Regions from separate parts of the Homo sapiens genome. Here region 2 is linked to region 1. Evidence: chromatin loops called from intact Hi-C (ENCODE). Cell type or tissue: mammary epithelial cell. All regions are shown on one strand. Links, peaks and the distances in the headings refer to the core of each region. The heading gives the core; the rest is flanking DNA. Region 1 holds the start of LOC124902401 (a long non-coding RNA gene). Region 2 has its middle 32 kb from the start of SVIL-AS1.

Region 1 (2,918 bases), core at 106-2,605:
TTTTAAAAATTAGCCTAGTGTAGTGGTGCACAAGTGTAGTCCTAGCTACTCTGGAGGCTGACATGGAAGAATTGCTTGAGCCCGGGAGTTCAAAACCAGCCTGAGCAGCATAGCAAGACCTCGTCTCTACAAAATAAAAATTTTAAAAATTAACCAGGCGCAGTGATGCACACCTGTCATCCTAGCTACTCTGGAGGCCGAGGCAGGATTGTCGCTTGAGCCCAGGAATTCGAGGCTGCAGTGAACCGTGATTGTGCCGCTGCACTCCAGACCTGGTGACAAAGGAAGACCTTGTCTCTAAAACAAATTTATAACAATAAAAAATATTTATGGATTTAATATTTATGGATAAAAATATTTATGGATTTAATATTTATGGATTTAATATTTATGGATAAAAATATTTATACCATTTGTGGATTATGCATTAGTGATATCAATAAGACCTGGCCCATCAGGTCCAGCACAGAGGGAAAAGGATCTAATTATTTGGCTTTTCCCTACTCTTTAAATTGTTTGAGCATCGGCTCAAATGAGTTTAGTGATCACCACCTTTTTTTTTTTTTTTTACCTTTTATCTTTCCCATGTTTGTTTGTCCAGCGTAAATACCTAAGATTTCTTCATTCATGCAATACAGTTAGCTGAAATAGCCTCAAGTTTGTGAAAAATAACCTTTCAGGATTCCAGTATTCAAGCACTGCCTATCAAGTCACATCATCATTGAGCTAAAGTAGGTTAGTTAACAATATCAGTTAATTAGATTCTTTTTTTGTGTATATCCTTCCCCTGAGGAAAGTTGAAGTGATAATTTTAAAAAATGGGTTTATAGAAAATAGTTTCTGTCTAAAGAAGATGGATAAGAATGATCAAATTCATTTGTAGGAAAAGAATAGGGCTTAGAACACCTGAGGAGAAACAGTCATAAACATCAAATTTTACCTCTAATTGAAAGGGATGATATTAAGAGACTGTAAGTGCTTCATGGCTTTATGTTTTTGTTTGTTTGTTTGTTTTTTGAGACAGAGTCTCACTGTGTCACCCAGGCTGGAGTGCAGTGGCACAATCTCGGCTCACTGCAACCTCTGCCTCCCAGGTTCAAGCGATTCTTGTGCCTCAGCCTCCCGCTGGCTAATTTTTGTATTTTTAGTAGAGATGGGGTTTCACCGTATTGGCCAGGCTGGTCTCGAACTCCTGACCTCGTGATCCACCTGCCTCAGCTTCCCAAAGTGCTAGGATTACAGGCGGAAGCCACCGTGCCTGGCCAGCTTTATGTTTTTAAGCCCATGTCTGCATCATTTTCTGTAACACAGCTTTAGTCCTTTAATGTTATTTCACAAGTGACCAGAAGGCGTCGCTAAAAGACATTTTTCTCTGGGGACGGTTCTCTTGCTTTCAGCCCAAGGCCAAGGAACAGACATCCTTGGCTGGAATGATGGTGCATCTTTTATCTAGCAAGTCAGATTTCAGCTCTGTGTTTCAATCAACTGTAAAATCTTCGGGCCATCTTAGAAAAGGGACTTTATTATTTTTCCAGACATGCTGTCTTCCGAATAAATGAAATTCAAAATGTTAAAACGAGGCGGCTGTGGTCATATCTTGGCCCAAGCCGCCTCTCTTACCTAGATTATGGTTCCATCACAAGGAAGAGTTTGGTGCTGAACTCTTTGTGGCGGGCATGTTTTCCTCCTAGATTGGCACTGTTGAAGAAAAGCGGGGAGGAAGATTGGAGAAACAGACTCAGCAGGAGGCAGGAGGGCGGCAAGGCGCCGGCCAGCAGCCTGCACACCCAGGAAGCAGGGCGGTCCCTCATCAAGAAGGTAACATTCCCCATGTTAGGAAAAGCCTTCCGACTAACATCACTCTTGGAAGTGCATCAAAAAGACAAGCGTGTGCCACCTAATTCCTACTCTGTGAAGCATTTGTGCATTTTTGCCCTTAGGGTACACACTGAGAGTCTGTCACAGAGCAGCTAAAATTGGGCAGAAGGCTGTGCCTGGAGATGTTTTAAAACTGGGATCAGCAACACACACACACTATGTCAGCAAGCAAGTGCCTGAATTTTAAAGTGTGGACTTTTTCTTCAGTTTAAAAACCTTCTTAAATGAAGTCTGGCTTTCATGTGTTATTAAAGCCTTTATAATGAAAAAAATTGAATTCACCACTAATATCTTTAAGTTCCATGTAAAATACAGACTTGTGTTTCCCATGCAGAGATTTTAAACCTAAGTATAAAAAATAAGGACATAATTGTGGTTTATGAGTATTTAGTTCATCATTTAAGCGTGTTTCATGAGTAGCTATGCCTTTTATTGAGAATGTACAGTAATGTATAAGTTGAAACAAAATTAGGTAATGCATGGTGATCAATACTAGCAAGCATTTCATATGCGAAAGTATTGATGAATTGTTAAATCACAGATGTGATGATGACCAGCTTTTGACCAGGTAGTGCACACTTTTGAAACTGATGGTGACTTACTTGCTGGCTGGCCCTACAATTGCAAATGCACCTTCTGGCTGGAGGCGAAATGATGCACCGGTGACACACTCCCTGGTCACTTTCTAGGATCAGAAGTCTTCAAGTAGAAAAGAAAAAGAATGCTTTCAACCCGATGATCCCCAGGCCCCTTCTAGCTCTAAAATAAGTTAAGCATCTGTGGAAGGGAGAGATGATGAGTGTGACTTTCATGCATTAAGAAACGTACATAAAAATGAGATGTGCACATAGAAGTGTGAGTCAGGAGTTCTGACACTATTTCCTCTGATACTTCTGTGTCTTCTTAGGTTTCACTGGAATGGCAATTTGAATTCTCTTCTTTGAGACATACATGGTGTTAAAGATGATTTAACTAAAGACATTTAAGCCTTGGCCATTTGTAAAATTCTCAAATATAACTAGATATTTAGAAAGTATATG
Region 2 (2,918 bases), core at 274-2,773, 140 kb after region 1:
TGAGTGGGTTGCTTTGCATTTTACCACATGCATGCATTTAGTGACGTGAGATATTGTAATGTTGGCTTTCATTTCAAAGACAGTTATTTAAACATACTTAACCTGTATAATTCTTCCCTTTGCTGTTTAGATAGCTGAAAGATTGAAATTTGGAAATGGAATTTTCTTAGAGCTAGGAGAGATCTTACACACGATTCACCATTTTACTCTGTATGTTTTTCTAGGTGAGGTGCCTGAGGATGAGAGGGGGCAGGAAACCACCCAAGAGCACACAGCTTGTTTGGGACAAGGAGAAAAGTGGTGGGATGGGGTGTCAGCCCTTCTCATGTGTTCTAATCATCAGCCTGTCCTTCACTATTGGCTCCTTCCCTCCATCTGTAAATGCCATCAGATCCCTTTCTCCCAATGCAAATAAGTAAATAAGTAAACAGCCAAACACCAACCAAGCCCCCCAACCGACTCCCCCCTACCCTCAGTGCTCCTCTAGTAACTATCCTGACTCTCCTCTTCTCATCCACATTTTTTAAAAAGCAGCCGATATTGGGCTGTCTTCACATGCACTCTGTCCCCAGGCCACTCTCAGTGGGCCTCTTCCTGCTCCAAATCCAATGGGCTTTCTTCTCTCTTCTAGGGGACACTCGTCCTTTGTCCCTTCATACCCCCCGGTTTCTTTGACACCACCCTGCCCTGCTTCTGCCTGCGGCTCTCGGAACCCTCCTTCTGTCCTCCGCGAGCCTGTCTCCTCGCTGGCATGCCCACGTTCTGCAGGATTCTGTACCCGCTCATAGCCCCTCCCACTTTATGCTCTGTCCTGGGCCATGCTTTTCAAGCTCACGATCAACTACAGACAAAGTATGATGTCTCCCTGATTCTGAATGTCAATTCTGAGCTTCAAATCTAAATAGTCAACAGCTGGTTGGACATCTCCACCCGGAAGTACTACAGGAACTTCAAACTTAACGCATCCACAGTGGAATTCATGACCGGCCCAGGCACTGCATTTTCTTCATTTTTGTGTATCCAGCACCTAGCAGACAGCAGGCACTCAGGAATTGTTGGCTGAGTAAGCATCTTACTTGGAAGGCAGAGGGGCGGAAATGTTTGAGAATTATAGGAGTAGGTAAAAGTCCCAAAGTGATGCAAGGAATGTAGGTTGGAGTGTTCATCGAAACTGCGTTTCCTAGAAGTCATTATATGAAAAGGACACCACACGCGTATGTTTACCGCAGCACAATTCACAATTGCAGAGATGTGGAACCAACCTAAGTGCCCATCAACCAATGAGTGGGTAAGGAAAACGTGGTATATATACACCATGGAATACTACTCAGCCATTAAAATGGAGGAAATAATGTCTTTTGCAGCAACTTGGATGGAGCTGGAGGCCATTATTCTTCAGGAGTGGAAAACCAAAACCACATGTTCTCACTTATAAGTGGGAGCTAAGCTACAAGTATGCAAAGGCATACAGTGTGATATCATCGACTTTAGAGATGCAGAAAGGGGAAGAGCGCTAGGGATAAAAAACTACACATCAGGTACAATGTACACTATTCGGGTGCACTAGAATCTTGGAGTTCACCACTATATAATTCATGTTACAAAAGACACCCCAAAAACTATTGAAATAAAAAACAATTTTTAAAGAAAGAAACTGTTTCCTGATACACTCAAATAAAAGATTAAAATGCCAGGTCTTTGAAAATGAATGCTTCATGATTGGCCATTGTTTTCTAGCACCACCTAGTGGATATCCTGAGTCAGCCAGCGTGCCTTCTTTTTTTATTATTATTTTTTTATTTTTTGAGAAAGACTGTCACTCTGTTTCCCAGGCTGGAGTACAGCTGTGTGATCTTGGCTCACTGCAAACTCTGCCTCCCAGGCTCAAGCAATTCTCCTGCCTCAGTCTCTTGAGTAGCTGAGACTACAGGCGCGCGCCACGACGCCCGGCTATAGTTTTGTATTTTTAGTAGACACGGGGTTTCACCATGTTAACCAGGCTAGTCTCGAACTCCTGACCTCAGGTGATTCGCCGGCCACAGCCTCCCAAAGTGCTGGGATTACAGGGGTGAACCACCGAGTCCGGCTTTTTTTTTTTTTTTTTTTTTTTTGAGACAGGATCTCCCTGTGTTGCCCAGACTGGAGTACAGTGGTGCCATCTTGGCTCAACGCAACCTCTGCCTTCTGGGCTCAAGCGATCCTCCCACCTCAGCCTTCCTAGTAACTGGGACCACAGTCGCGAGCCACCATGCCGAGCTAATTTTTTTTTTTTGTATTTTTTGTAGACACTTGGTTTCGCCATATTGCCCAGGCTGGTCTCAAACTCCTGGACTCAAGCCGTCCACCTGCCTCAGTCTCCCAAAGTGTTGGAATTACAGGTGTGAGCCACTGTGCATGGCCATCTTCATCTTTTAATTAAAAATGATATCTCAATTAACGATTTGCACTGTAATAGCACCTACCAAACCTACTAATTTTACATACATTACCTCATCTCATCTCCAAAACAAGGCACTCATTATTCTCCCCATTTTACAGGTTAGAAAACAAAACTTTAGAAGGTTGAGGAACTTGCCTTTCTCATAATTGTTTCCAACACTAAGCCTTCGCCATTCTGCCATAGAACTTTGCACTTTTATTCTACTGTTTTATTTCGTTGTTGCTATTTTACGTTATCTTTTAAAGAACACTAGTAGTTAGTTTATAGGGCTCCTAGACTATGTATGAGATATCAGAGTTGCAAAAATTCATTATAGATATAGCATTAGGCCAGGCGCAGTGTCCCATGCCTGTAATCCCAGCACTTTGGGAGGCCGAGGAAGGAGGATTGCTTGAGCTCAGGAGTTCAAGACCAGCCTGGGCAACATAGTGAGACCCCATCTCTACTATATATATATATATATATATATACATATATG

What was found. Hi-C counts contacts between places; a loop is a spot of excess contacts. Peaks named below come from ENCODE experiments on the same cell type or tissue, not always from the same donor. Only the 100,000 strongest peaks of a DNase experiment are listed, where the experiment ranks them.
Region 2: a loop joins it to region 1, with 16 times the contacts of the local background. A loop is called at or near these places in 4 of 110 quality-filtered maps.

The regions. Positions count from the first base shown.
Region 1 is chr10:29,511,635-29,514,552 of GRCh38, reverse strand. It overlaps SVIL (supervillin), which reads left to right. Exons shown (of 38, transcript NM_021738.3): 17 at 1,692-1,818. It overlaps LOC124902401 (a long non-coding RNA gene), which reads right to left and starts at 1,704. Exons shown (of 2, transcript XR_007062099.1): 1 at 1,621-1,704. In mammary epithelial cell, for the core only: a CTCF peak has its summit at 1,353 (motif pointing right); no DNase peak of the experiment used is centred there; H3K27ac peaks cover 437 bases.
Region 2 is chr10:29,376,377-29,379,294 of GRCh38, reverse strand. No RefSeq gene overlaps it. Among named protein-coding and RNA genes, the nearest start is that of SVIL-AS1, 32 kb to the left of the region's middle. In mammary epithelial cell, for the core only: a CTCF peak has its summit at 1,742 (motif pointing left); no DNase peak of the experiment used is centred there.